Regions from separate parts of the Mus musculus genome. Here region 2 is linked to region 1. Evidence: chromatin contacts called from ENCODE Hi-C data. All regions are on one chromosome and are shown on one strand. Each heading gives the region's core, a stretch centred on a gene start or an enhancer-like site at or near the end of the contact. The rest is flanking DNA. Distances are from core to core; before and after follow the strand shown. Region 1 holds the start of Chmp2a (charged multivesicular body protein 2A). Region 2 holds the start of Irf2bp1 (interferon regulatory factor 2 binding protein 1).

The links. A loop is a pair of places that touch in the nucleus more often than their neighbours do.
Region 2: a map of left cerebral cortex shows a loop between it and region 1 (6-fold over the local background). The contact joins the promoter of Irf2bp1 here to the promoter of Chmp2a in region 1. A Hi-C loop is called at or near these places in 2 of 37 maps with a recorded cell type or tissue (T-helper 17 cell and left cerebral cortex).

The regions. Positions count from the first base shown.
Region 1 is chr7:13,032,214-13,038,686 of GRCm38, forward strand. It overlaps Chmp2a (charged multivesicular body protein 2A), which reads right to left and starts at 2,564. Exons shown (of 6, transcript NM_026885.3): 1 at 2,422-2,564; 2 at 1,616-1,829; 3 at 429-608; 4 at 222-352; 5 at 76-137. The coding sequence starts at 1,783. It overlaps Ube2m (ubiquitin-conjugating enzyme E2M), which reads right to left and starts at 5,765. Exons shown (of 6, transcript NM_145578.3): 1 at 5,408-5,765; 2 at 4,353-4,447; 3 at 4,221-4,259; 4 at 3,999-4,102; 5 at 3,629-3,692; 6 at 2,907-3,541. The coding sequence starts at 5,516. The coding sequence ends at 3,401.
Region 2 is chr7:19,001,550-19,008,022 of GRCm38, forward strand. Irf2bp1 (interferon regulatory factor 2 binding protein 1) reads left to right here and starts at 2,509. Exons shown (of 1, transcript NM_178757.4): 1 at 2,509-5,214. The coding sequence starts at 2,888. The coding sequence ends at 4,642. Mypop (Myb-related transcription factor, partner of profilin) reads left to right here. Exons shown (of 3, transcript NM_145579.3): 3 at 1-217.

The sequences.
Region 1 (6,473 bases), core at 1,314-3,813:
GTTGAGGGTCAAGGGCTGTGCTTTGTGTTGTGGCTGAGCTTTGGGTGGGAAAATAGGTGGATTTGGAACACTCACTTGACAGCTCATCTGTGAGGCTCAGTCCCAGCTCATCCAGGACCTGGGACACAACAGCATCACTAGGAAAGAAAAAGAACTCATCAGGACTACGAATGGGTAAGGGTCCTGGTAAATATCCCTGCCTTCCTGTCAAAGTCTCACACCTCTCCTCTTCATCTTCCTCATCACCCATGGCATCATCAATTGCGTCATTCATCATTTCTTCCTTCATGTCCATGATCTCTGCCTGCCGTTCAAACTCCATCATGATCTTCTGGATCTGGGGTAATTTCAGCTGGAAGAAGGCAGGGAGGGTAAGTGACCTGCTTGAAGGTCAATGGGGATGGGAAAGTGGATTGGGAGGGACAAACCTGTCTGTTCATAGTGCCCATGGCCTTAGTAACACCCTTCATGGCTTGTGCCATTGAGTTGTTGGATTTTAGAGTCTGTATCTTGAGGGACACAGCTTGGATGTTGGCCCGCATCAACACAAACTTGCGTACATATCTCCGGGTACGCACCAGGTCTTTTGCCATGATTCGAACAGCATCCTGCCGAGTGGGCAAGAGAAGGATGACGCTGTGAGGTTATACTTAAGGTCACTTGCCCCTCCAAAATCTCACCCCTCTCTTAGGGATATCACTCCTCAGCCCATATATAGCCCAAAGTAGCCTCCTACTGACAATTCTGCCTCAAACCTCCCTTAATGAGGGGACTATAGGCATTGGCTACTAACCTAAGTATAGGAATGTGTATATAAAAGGCCTAGGCTCAGTACCTATTTCCTTCAATGTACAGAGTCACCTCCAGGATATCCACAACCTTTTTATTCAATTTGCACTCCTAGACTGTATCAAGAATCTGTCTTGGGAGCCGGGCAGTGGTGGCACACGCCTTTAATCCCAGCACTTGGGAGGCAGAGGCAAGTGGATTTCTGAGTTCGAGGCCAACCTGGTCTACAGATGAGTGCCAGGACAGCCAGGGTTACATAGAGAAACCCTGTCTCCCCCCCCCCCCCCAAAAAGAATCTGTCTTTGGCCAGGGATATGACTGAGGTAGGGCCCTGCCCCATATTTACAAAATCCTGGAGTCCCTGGCAGTGAATTAAAAAAAGACGTTCATCCAGGTTGTATCTAGAACCACATACAAATCCATTCAAGGTGCAGCTTCTATTCCCTACCTAAATGTTGCTGGCACAGCCCCAGGAAATAACCACCTCTGAGCAATTGTTCTTGTCCTTACTCCCATCCTTAACTCTTGCCTATTCATCACAGCTCACACTGCAACCTACATTTCTGTGTGTCTGGTCCACCTCTACTCCTTAGCTCTCTTGGTCTCCCAGTTTGCTACTTGACTTGGCAACATTTGGCTGTCGTGATGGCTAGCTTTCTGGAAGCTCACTTGTACTATCTGTGAAGAGGTCCTCCCTGACACCCCAAATTGGGAAATTACTGTTAACCCTTCATGATAGTTTGCTCAAAGCACTGTTTCACTGTTATCCTTAAAACAATGACTGAGACGGCACCTTGCTTCGTGTCCCATATCACTTGACACTTACCATCTGGCCTTGCTTTGCCATCTTTTTGATGTCCGCAATGATTTTCTTTTCCTGGGTTTCTAGTTTCTGTCGTTCCCTGTCCAGTTCTCTCATGGCTCGGTTCAGGGCCCTCTGGTTTTGCCGAAGTAGTTCCTCTGGCGTCTTCCGGCGCCCAAACAACAGGTCCATGGTGGTAAGACTCCACCAGCAGGTCTGGGACAACCGTCAGAACTAGCTGTAGAGTGCAGGGCCCAGGGCAGCAAAAGACAGAAAGGGTCACATAAGTAGATAGGGTGTAGAAACTGGAGGTACGCTTGAGTAGTCAAAAAGGATTAGCCGGTGAGAACTAGTTATACATTTCTGACTCAAGCACACCCACTCTACTCTCTGCTCTGCTTCCACAGACGATGGGGCAAGCCTGTTTCTGACTTAAGGGTGTGGTTCTGAACTGTTCCAGGGACCCAGACCTGAGTAGGCACATCAAGGTGATTGAGTACTGAGGAGGGGGTAGTTGTGAGGCCCCTCGACAAGGGAGGATAGAATGGAGTAGGTTCTGAAATGTGAAGTTGGGCCCTAAGGTGGGGTAATGGGCATGAATGCCAAGGAAACCAGGCTCGCGGGCGTAGGAGTGACGTTCTCAGGCTCAGGACGTGACAGACACTGAACAGGTCTTGGAGATGTTGAGCCTGCGTACCGAGGGCAGGAAGAGGTGAAGACCTCGATGTGGGTAGGGACAGGCGGACCGCGCGGCATCCGATGCCTCGGCCCAAAGCCCCCTCCTACGCTGCCTACCAAACGGGACCTGCGGCTCAGCAGAGACCACTCACCGGAGCCGAGAGAACGATGGGTTTCCGCTTCCGGGTCACGCCTCTACCCCTCCGAAGCCTTGAGACTCCACCAACGACAACCCCTCGGTTCGGTAGCCCCTGCTGCGGCCGCCGTTTCCGGATTAAGCGACCTGACGTCACACGACCCACCCTCTCCGGGAATGCTGGGAAGTGCTAGGACGCACGCGCACAGCCAGCCACAGAAGCGCATGCGCAAAGGGCCACGCACCTCAGCAGAAGGTACAGGTCCCACCCAAGCCAGCCTCACAGGCCCATGGCGGGAGCACAGCTCGACTGGCTATTCATTCTGGAAGGCCCATACTCCACCCACTTTTGGGCAGTTAATAAATGGCATTTTAGCAAGTGCTTGGCTCGAACCAAATTAGGCCCACACATGGCATAAAGGGGCAAGCCTGGAAATGACTTGTAGGCTCCCTTATGTTGGTGTAAGGTCCAGGAGCTGAAATTAGCCGATTCTTCCATTGCTTGCACCTCATCCCAGTGAGTGGTCCCACCCAATCCACGGCCACATTTATCTTCATTATAGACGCTGGTGGACCTCACTTGTACCTCCCACCCCACAGAAGGAAGAGGCAGAGGCCATGCAGTAACATTCCCCTTTAATAGCCTGGTGGGACCTCCAGTGGTGGTGGGGTGGGTTGCTTGGGCCTAGCGACCCAGGCCCATTGCCCACTTACCCCACAGTCAAGAGTGGGGAGTTGGACAGCACCCAGCGGGAGGGGGGGGGCGCTAAACAAGCCAATTCATTTCCCATCGCTGAGCAGGTCGGGGGGGAGGCAGCACCGACCATAATCACGTGGTGGTCAAAAAAAAAATAACTAGGGGCAGGTGACAGGGAAGAGAGGCAAGGCCAAGGCAGGGGCCAAGGCTACCCCACACACCTTACCCGGGCCCCCAATAAATATTTGCAGGGGATGCCTGGGCCGGTAACCCTGGCAGGGATGGGTAATTGCTAACCCTATTTCAGGCAGCGCTCGAAGTAGGTGGACCCGATGTAACCACCTCTCATGGAGCGCTGCACATTTTGTTCAAACAGCCGCCGGTTGTTCTGCAGGACCTCAGCAGCCTCCTTGTTCAGTGGGTCCTCAGGGTTCGGCTCCTGTGGCCGGTACAAGTGGAAGTCAACAGGCAAGAGAGAGGCAGATGGCCAACAAACCCTCAGCTTCAAATGCCTAACCCTACTTACCAAGAAGAGATACTGCAGGCCATAAATTATGGAGTTTATCGTAAGGACTGGCTTCCAGTCCTCTCTGTGGGCAGAGAGCATCAAGGTTATCAGGGGCTGGTGAGTGGGAGGCTGCTACAGGCCCTGCTAATACTGAACAGGTTAGGCCCATAGAAGGCCTTTTAACATTGAAGTGTGAGATCTAAGAGTGAAGATACGGGACAGGGCAGGACACAGAGAAAGCCAAGGTCAGGTCATTAGAAAAACAACTAAGACAGAAACAGATTGACCATAAAGGGGAGGGAAGGACAGAGATAGATGCAGTGTCCACAGAAGGCTGAGGATACCTGGAAGGCAGGTCTTGGGAGGGAAAGGAAGGCAGTGCCCTCACCTGAGGATGTTGAGGCAGACGTTGCCCTCGAGGTCAATGTTGGGATGATAAACCATTGTTTCACACTTCACCTTGGGAGGGTCATGTGGGTAACCCTGTCCCACCTGGCTCCAGAAAAAGAGAAAGGAGATGGGAAGGTGTAAAAAGAGAAAGGAGATGGGAAGGTGTTTTGGTTGTACCCAGTCTTCTCCACAGAGCTACCTTTGTACACTTGAGACTCACCTTAAAGCTGAATACAAACTTGCCACTTTTGTAGAAGCCCTGGAAGAGGAAGGGGGAGAGTGAATGAAGACCCTACTCTTATGGGGCCACCCCTGGTCTGTTCTTGGGAATCCTGCCCTGTTTTACTCTTACTTCATCAGGACAGATCACCAGCTTGAAGTTGAGGAGGTCGTCTGGGTCTGAGAAGCTGATGTCACACGTCTTGGGCAGGTTCAGCTCGTTAATGTCTAGGTTTGGACAGCATGGAAAGGGAGAGAAACAGGTAAAAGAAAGGAGGTCTGGGCATGTGTCAGCAGAACCCATAAGTTCGCTTTCTAGACCTGAAGAGCTTTGTGTGGTGTACTTTAACTCAGTCTGTACTACTCCATATTCTTTCCACTTTCCAGTCTCTACGTGGACTCTTCTGGATACACAGTATCCCATATACAAGCATCTTCAAGTATAACTGCCCATCTCTTGGGAAAACCCTTACCCAGCTAAGTCCTCCACAAGTTCCCACAACATAGTCCCCAAGAACCTCTACTCCCATAACCCTTGCTTCCAAGAACCCTGAGCACCTTAAACCTGAGGTTTTCTATCTCTAGTCATTATCTCCACTCACTACTGTTTATCTGTCCACCGCAATTCAAGGACCATGACACCGGCCCCCCAACACTAAGTCACCCCTTCTCATCAACCACCCACCTCCACTGTCCTTCCTCGTCTCCATCTTATTACAAGCCCAAGATCCCATCTCATCCTTGAGATTTCCTGTATGGTAGCTTAAATTGACCCACACTCACATTTTTTAGTTCCTGTAACCTTCTTTTCTCCCTCCTCTTCACCTCAAACTCAAAATTGCTCTGCCTGACCCTCTGGACCTGAGTCTTGGGCCACGAGTCCCCAGTTTAAAACACTAAACCGTCTCCCACTTATTCCCAATTCGTAACCTTCACAATCTTCACGACACGGCACCCCAGAGCAAAGTTCTCGTCTGACTCTCAAAACTATACCCCTCCCCTAACAGATTCCGCGTCCCTAACACTCCAGGCCCGAGTATCCCAACGCCCCAATCTATGACCCTCCCTAGTGACCGCACCCCCAGTCCCGCATCACAACCCTCGAAACCTGACCACCAATACCAAATATCAGGGGCCGCATTTTCTCGCCACGGTCCCTGACCTCGAACGCAGGGTCCCGACCCCTACCCTTCTGAATCCGGAGCTGCGCCGCCGACGCCTTCTTGCTGCTGCCCTTGGTGCCGCCGGCCGACTCCTCCTCCTTCTTCTGCTGCTTCAGCGAGAACAGCTTGATCATCCTGCCGCCGCCGCCGCAGCCCGCCGCCGCGGGGGCCCGGGACCCCGGCCACCCGGCCCCCCGCCGCCGCCTGCGCCGCTTCCGCTCCTCGGACCCGCTACCGCGGCCTCCTCCGCTGCCGCTCGCCCGGCCTGCCGCGCTGCTCCGCGCCCACCGCACGGCCCGCCTCGGCTCCCGTAGTCCGGCTCTGGCCTGGCTAAGCACCTCGGGTGTGTTCGGAGGTGCTCGGGAGGACTCGGCGATCCTCGGCCCCGCCCCTGCTACGGTCCCCGCGCCCTCCTCCCCCTCTTCCGCTTGGGTCTGGTGAGGCCCCGCTGCGGCTGCGGACGCCGGCCTTTACAGGTCCGCCGCTCTCCCGCCTACTTGCTCCCTCTGCTAGGAGGCTGCGGTGAGGTGGAAGGAGGAGGCGGTAGCCGCGCTTGCGGCGGCAGGGTACCGCAGGGTACCGGTGGAGGCTCAGCTTCCGCGGCAGGCGCGGCTTCGATGCGGAGGTCGGCAACGGCCTCGGGCGCCCCGCCGCTTCGGCACTTTCCGTCGCCTGCCCACTTCGGTTTTTCCTGCCTCAGCTGTGCTCTGCGCCTGCGCAACCCTTGCAGCCCCCTGGTTCCTCCTCATTGTAGTTTGAGGTTCGGTCTTTTTCGGTTAAGCTCGGGTATTTCCGTTTGTGGAGGTGACTATTCGGCGGTCTAGCGGGTACTTCCTGGGACGCGCACCCAGTAGAGTAGGAAGCAGTGCTTGCGACCATTTTTGAGCGAGGCGGGTAGTGAGTGGCCGTTTGGCTCTCGGTGGTTCCATTCAATCTTACACTTACGCGGAGCGCAGCGGAACCGGGCTAGACTGGATCTTTGCTCTCTGAGGATTCAGCAAACGCAGGGCCTGGACGTTTTAAGGGACGTTGTCGAAGGGTGCAGAAGCAGGCTCCCCTAATCCCACCGCAATCCCAGATTCGGATTGATG
Region 2 (6,473 bases), core at 1,259-3,758, 6.0 Mb after region 1:
CCAGACTTCTTCGGAAGGGTTGGCAGTTGCTAGACAAATCAGAATATAGAAGGCAGAGGACTCCGAGGAGGAGGCAGAATTCTGACTGGGGGAGGTATAGGTTGGGTCCTTTGCCTCTCATTGCTGCGAGGTGTGTCTGACCTCCGGAGCTCAGCCCCTCCCTTCCTTTCTCCTCAGTGCTGACAAGATGTCAATAAACTTATTTTCATACAATTAACTTGAGGCTCTGAGACAGGCCTTGGGAGTCCAGCACTTAGGGACTGCTCCACCCCGCCCCAGAGGACATGCCTCCTGAACTTGAGGCAGGTGATTGCCCCTCTAAAAGCCTTAACTAACCCTGGTGCAGAAGCACACACTTGAAGGTTGCAACAAACAGAGTTTATCTAGGTCTGTTAAGAGCAGTTCAATAAAGTAATTGGGTAGTTAACTCAGGCAAGGACAGAGACGGGGCAGAACGAAAAATAGGCTTTTACAGCCTTAAAGAGCCTATCAAGGGATCATGGCTCATACTTGCCATTCCTGTACTAGGGAGGCTTGCTGTGAGTTCAAGGCTAACCTGTGCTTCAGAGACCTATCGTTAGAAAAAGGAAAAATAAATAAAGCCAGGCATGGTTAATGTATTTTTGAAATCTCAGCCCCCAGGAGGTTAAGGAAGGAGGACCCAGAGCTCAGGCCAGCCAGCCTGGACCACCTAGTGAGGCCCAGTTTCAAAATTAAAAATACAGGCTGGTAGTACATCTCAGCACTAGAGCACTTAGCATAAGGCCCTGGATTCCATCCCAGTACCACGTATAAGCAGGAGAAAGTAAATAAACAGTAGTACAGGAAACCTATGGTTGTGAACATAGTATCTCCCAGGAAACGATAAAAATAGGCAATTTGTTTAAGGGAGAAGTGTTAAAACAGTAATGCAGGTGGTAGTTAAATTGTAACGCTGAAATAGAAAGCCAGGGCTGCTGTGACTACTCTGGGGTGGGGGTGAGAAAACCACCAAGCCTCCACTAAGTGCAAACCTGGAAGAACGCAAAGAAGACACTGGGGGGGGGGGGGGGAATTGAGACCACCAGCGGGGATCCAGGCCAAGTGAGGGGAAAGGGCTGATGTGAGCTAGGTCCTGGAGACATATGTCGCTTCTCCTAGCTCCCCCCACCCCCCCAAAAAAGCTAAAAACATGGGGTGCCCACAGCCGATTGGGCCCACCAGGCCATTAAGCACTTGGAGGTTTGGGGTTGCCCTTCCCAGCAATCTCCTCTTGGCTTCCTCATTCCAAATATAAGAGTAATAAGAGCCCCCTAACCTGGGGGGTGGGGGTGGAGGGAGAGGGCGAAATTCCCTGCTAGCAAGGGGGGGGGGCAAGAATCGGGAAGGCCTTCCCCCCCCAAGCTTCCAAGCAGAGGAAGTACGTCAGTGCGTCCATCTCGCAGAGCATTTTGGGAATTGTAGTGAAATTGGAGGTGTACCGAGAAGCCAACTCTGTAACCCTTTAGAGACCAAATACGTGCACAGCTGGAGCAGAATTGGCAGGCTCAGAGAACGTTCTTTAGCAGATGAGGAAACTAAGGCAGCCGCCTGGCTCGGAAGCCTACAGTCTTATCATCCTGTAGCCTCTGGGCCGCCCTTGAGGCTAGTACCTAAGACACTGGGAAGGACAAACTGCCAAGTAGACACTACTCTCCAAGAGTTGCCTGAAACCATCCCCTTGAAACCGTCCAATCAGAGCCTCTCCGCCCCAATTCCCCCAAAGCTGCTGCCTTTCTAACCGGTTATTGGCCCTTCTTGAAGGGGCGGGATTCTAAGAGAGGGCAAGACTCTTCTAGAACTGCTCAGCAAATCAGAGCAGAAACTGCTTTCCGGCTTCTGGGTATGGTGTCGGGACTGTAAACCCACAAGGAGGCTGAAGCAGGGAGATTGCAGCAAGTTTGAGGCCAGCCTAGACTACATAGGCTAGCCTTCTAGGCCAACCTGAGCTAAAGAATAAATCTAAGTCTTAAGAAAGAAAGAGGGGGGGCTGGTGAGATGGCTCAGTGGGTAAGAGCACCCGACTGCTCTTCCGAAGGTCAGGAGTTCAAATCCCAGCAACCACATGGTGGCTCACAACCATCCGTAACGAGATCTGACTCCCTCTTCTGGAGTGTCTGAGGACAGCTGCAGTGTACTTACATATAATAAATAAATAAATAAATAAATCTAAAAAAAAAAAAAAAAGATTGTTTAAAAAAAAAAAAAAGAAAGAAAGAGGGGGCGGGGAAAGGGGGGAAATTGCATCCACAGCAACTTGGCCACCCGAGCATTTATGAAACCATTACCCACTCCATGGACCCTGTGTGCGAACCCCAGCTTCCTGGCGAGGCACAGTGAAAATTAAGCACCCAGACCAGCGCGCGCCCTCTTTTCCCGCCACTGCTTTCTACCCAGTCCCCTTTAAGAAGCAGCCCCGACGGGACTACATTTCCCAGAAGGCTTTGCCCGCGCGTTATGTAACTTTCCCTGCGAAGCGGCCTCTGGGGCAGAAGAAGGAGGTGGAGGCGACGGCGGCCGTTGCAGCGGCGTCGGCGGCGCGAGCGGAGCGGCGGGAGCCTGGGGCGGCGGCGCCCGAGGCCCATCGAGGAGCTGGAGCTGTGCATCGCGGCTCACGGCGCGGACCGGACGGGGGCGCCGACGTGCGTGCTCGTGGCTTGCCTTTTCCACCGGAGGCGGGAGTGAGAGAGAGAGGAAAAAAAAGGCTGAGGGCCCAGGGGGCGGGGAAGGGGGGCCGGGCCTGAATCCGGCGGGGAGGCCGAGCCCGAGGCCGGATTGAGCGGCTCGCGCGCCCGTCCCGGGGCACGGCGGAGCGAACGTGGGCGGCGGGTGCACAGCAGGGGCACCTGGCGGCGTTCCGGGGGGCGCCATGGCGTCCGTGCAAGCGTCCCGCCGCCAGTGGTGCTACCTGTGCGACCTGCCCAAGATGCCGTGGGCCATGGTGTGGGACTTCAGCGAGGCTGTGTGCCGCGGGTGCGTGAATTTCGAGGGCGCGGACCGCATCGAGCTGCTCATCGACGCCGCCCGCCAGCTCAAGCGCAGCCACGTGCTCCCCGAGGGCCGCTCGCCCGGACCCCCGGCTCTCAAGCACCCGACTTCCAAGGACCTAGCCTCCACGGGCTCCCAGGGCTCCCAGTTGCCACCCCCGCAGGCCCAGGCGCAGCCATCGGGGACCGGCGGTAGCGTCTCAGGCCCGGACCGCTATGACAGGGCTACTTCATCCAGCCGCCTGGCGCTGCCTTCGCCGGCTTTGGAGTACACCCTGGGGTCCCGCTTGGCCAACGGGCTGGGCCGCGAGGAGGCCGTGGCGGAAGGGGCACGCAGGGCTTTGCTTGGCTCCATCCCCAGCTTGATGCCCCCCGGGCTGCTGGCAGCTGCAGTGTCTGGCCTTGGAGGCCGAGCTCTGACGCTGGCACCTGGCTTAAGCCCCGCTCGTCCACTTTTCGGCTCCGATTTCGAGAAGGAGAAGCAGCAGAGGAATGCGGACTGCTTGGCAGAACTGAACGAGGCCATGCGGGGCCGGGCGGAGGAGTGGCATGGGCGTCCCAAGGCTGTAAGGGAACAGCTACTGGCTCTGTCCGCCTGTGCCCCTTTCAATGTTCGATTCAAGAAGGACCACGGGCTGGTGGGACGGGTGTTCGCCTTTGATGCCACTGCCCGCCCTCCGGGCTATGAGTTCGAGCTGAAGCTCTTCACCGAATACCCCTGTGGTTCTGGCAATGTTTACGCGGGGGTCCTTGCAGTGGCTCGCCAGATGTTTCATGATGCTCTTCGAGAGCCAGGGAAGGCCCTGGCCTCATCGGGCTTCAAGTACCTCGAGTATGAACGGCGCCATGGTTCAGGGGAATGGCGCCAGTTAGGAGAGCTGCTTACGGATGGGGTCCGCAGCTTCCGAGAGCCTGCTCCTGCGGAGGCCCTGCCCCAGCAGTACCCAGAACCGGCCCCTGCTGCTCTGTGTGGCCCACCTCCAAGAGCCCCATCCCGAAACCTGGCGCCCACTCCACGCCGTCGCAAAGCATCCCCTGAGCCCGAGGGCGAGACAGCTGGGAAGATGACCACGGAGGAGCAGCAACAGCGGCACTGGGTGGCGCCAGGCGGTCCATACTCTTCAGAGACCCCTGGTGTGCCCTCACCTATTGCTGCCCTCAAGAATGTGGCCGAGGCTCTGGGCCACTCACCCAAGGACCCTGGTGGGGGTGGAGGCTCTGTCCGCGCAGGGGGTGCTAGCCCCGCGGCTTCCTCCACAACCCAACCACCGGCCCAGCATCGTTTGGTGGCACGCAATGGAGAGGCAGAAGTCAGCCCCACTGCCGGGGCTGAAGCTGTCAGCGGGGGTGGTAGCGGCACAGGGGCGACCCCTGGAGCCCCCTTGTGCTGTACCCTGTGCAGAGAAAGGCTGGAAGACACCCACTTCGTGCAGTGTCCCTCGGTACCCGGACACAAGTTCTGCTTTCCTTGCTCCCGAGAGTTTATCAAGGCACAGGGCCCAGCCGGAGAGGTGTACTGCCCCAGTGGAGACAAATGTCCACTGGTGGGTTCCTCTGTCCCCTGGGCCTTCATGCAGGGCGAGATCGCTACTATTCTTGCTGGTGACATCAAGGTCAAGAAAGAAAGAGACCCCTAGGCTGCCACTGCCAGGCTTCTTTCCCCTCCCCCTTAACCATCACCGCATCTGCGGATAAATTATTCCCTACCGCACCCAACCCTGTACCACCCTAACCTATGTATATACCCTTTCCTCTGCCCAGATGGGTCCCCTGGGGTAGATACATTGTGGGTGGGGGGAGAGAGCTTGTGGCTCCTGTCAGAGAGGGTGTTTGGGGTTCCTGGGCCCCTCCTTTCTTTTTCCTTTCTTGGCTTGGCTTTCCTGCTGTTGGTAGTTGGGTGAGAGGTACCCCGCGTGTCCTTGAGAAGGGACCTCCTGAGAACTCGCTCTTTATAAACGAAGCAAAAGCATTTTATTGTTCCCCCTCTCCCACCCTTTTCCTCCTTCAATAAACTGAGAGATGGGTTGTTCTTTTTCCCCCTTCTTGTTCCCTTTAGTTTTTATGAGATGCTGCGCCCCCTTCGGGATTGGACTTGTCCTGCGCGCAAGAGGACTTCTGCGTTGTGACCACTAGGTGGTGCCTTTTGTCCAGTGGGCTGCTGTTTGTAGTAGTGTACATTTGCTGTGCTCTAATTAAAGGTGTAGTCGAGGCCGGTTTTGCAGACGATGGTACTGAGATTCTGACAGGGCTTGGCTCCTGCACGGCGATCACAAACTTGAGAGTAGGTTTGCACTACAGCTGGCCCTCTGAATGCAGAGACATCAGAGGAGGGAAAAGAAGTAGGAAGTGTTCTAGAGGTAGTTTACTTGGAGATATTTCTAGGGGCACTGTCCATGGAAAGAGTGAGTTGAACCTTCCTGGGTAAATGTATATGGGAGCAGGATGGTACCTTCTTGCTTCATATAGTGCCCAAGAGATGGACACACCTGAGAAACCTGAACTGGGCTCACGCCCTTCATCTGGGGACAGTGGCTATCACCCTAAAACACTTAGGAGCTAAGTAAAAGGCTCCCGCCCACCGCGGCTGCTTCTGATGTGTGTGCGGCCTTGTCCCGCACCTGTCCTGGGTGACTGATCATTAACCAGGATTTCCTGCCCGCTGGCGTCATGGGGGTGGGGTCTGGGGCCTAGGCAGACTATGGCAAAACAGGGGTTAAAAGGAGGGGGTGGCCCCAGCAGTCACATCCTGGCCCCCACTTGAGACCCTGACATGGAGATTCCGGGAAGGGATACAATGGTAAGCCAACGAGACAGTGTCCAGTGAGAACCAGCGACCCAAGGGTGTCCCTGATCTCCTCTCCAGGTGTCTCCTCACTGCCTTGTGCCCCTCATTCACCTGAAGACAGACATGGCCCCAGCTCTCTGCAGGATCTTGAGTAATGTTTCCCCCACCCCAGTAGGGAGCACATACCTGCTCAGGCAACCCAACCCAAGCACCAGCCTAGGCTCAGGGCAGGGCTGGGAAAACTATCCCTGATTAAATACGCCAGGTGATAAACAGGAGCAGGGGTGGTGCTGGAGAGAGCACCCCTCCCTCAGAGGACTCCCTGTTTGATCCAGGGCTGCAGACCCAAGCACCCTCTCTTCCCCCTCCCCCTAAATCCTCAGGACTAGAGGCCTCCTCACACCTGGCCACCTTGCTCCAGGAAGGGCTCACAGCTGTGGAAGACACCTGGTCCTTTAAGAGCAGCTGGTAGGTGGGGGCGGGGGGCAGGGGAGTCACCCCCAGCCTGGCTGCTGTGTATTTTAGATAGAGGTTGGGTTAACTATTAACAGAACAGACAGCCTGACCTGTGTGGGTGTTGGGGGGGGGGGAATGGGTCAGTTCCCCTTCCCCCAGTACCCAGGTGGGGTTAGGGTGGAAGGATTTGGGGACCAGAGAGTAGGCAGAAAGACTAAGGAATATGC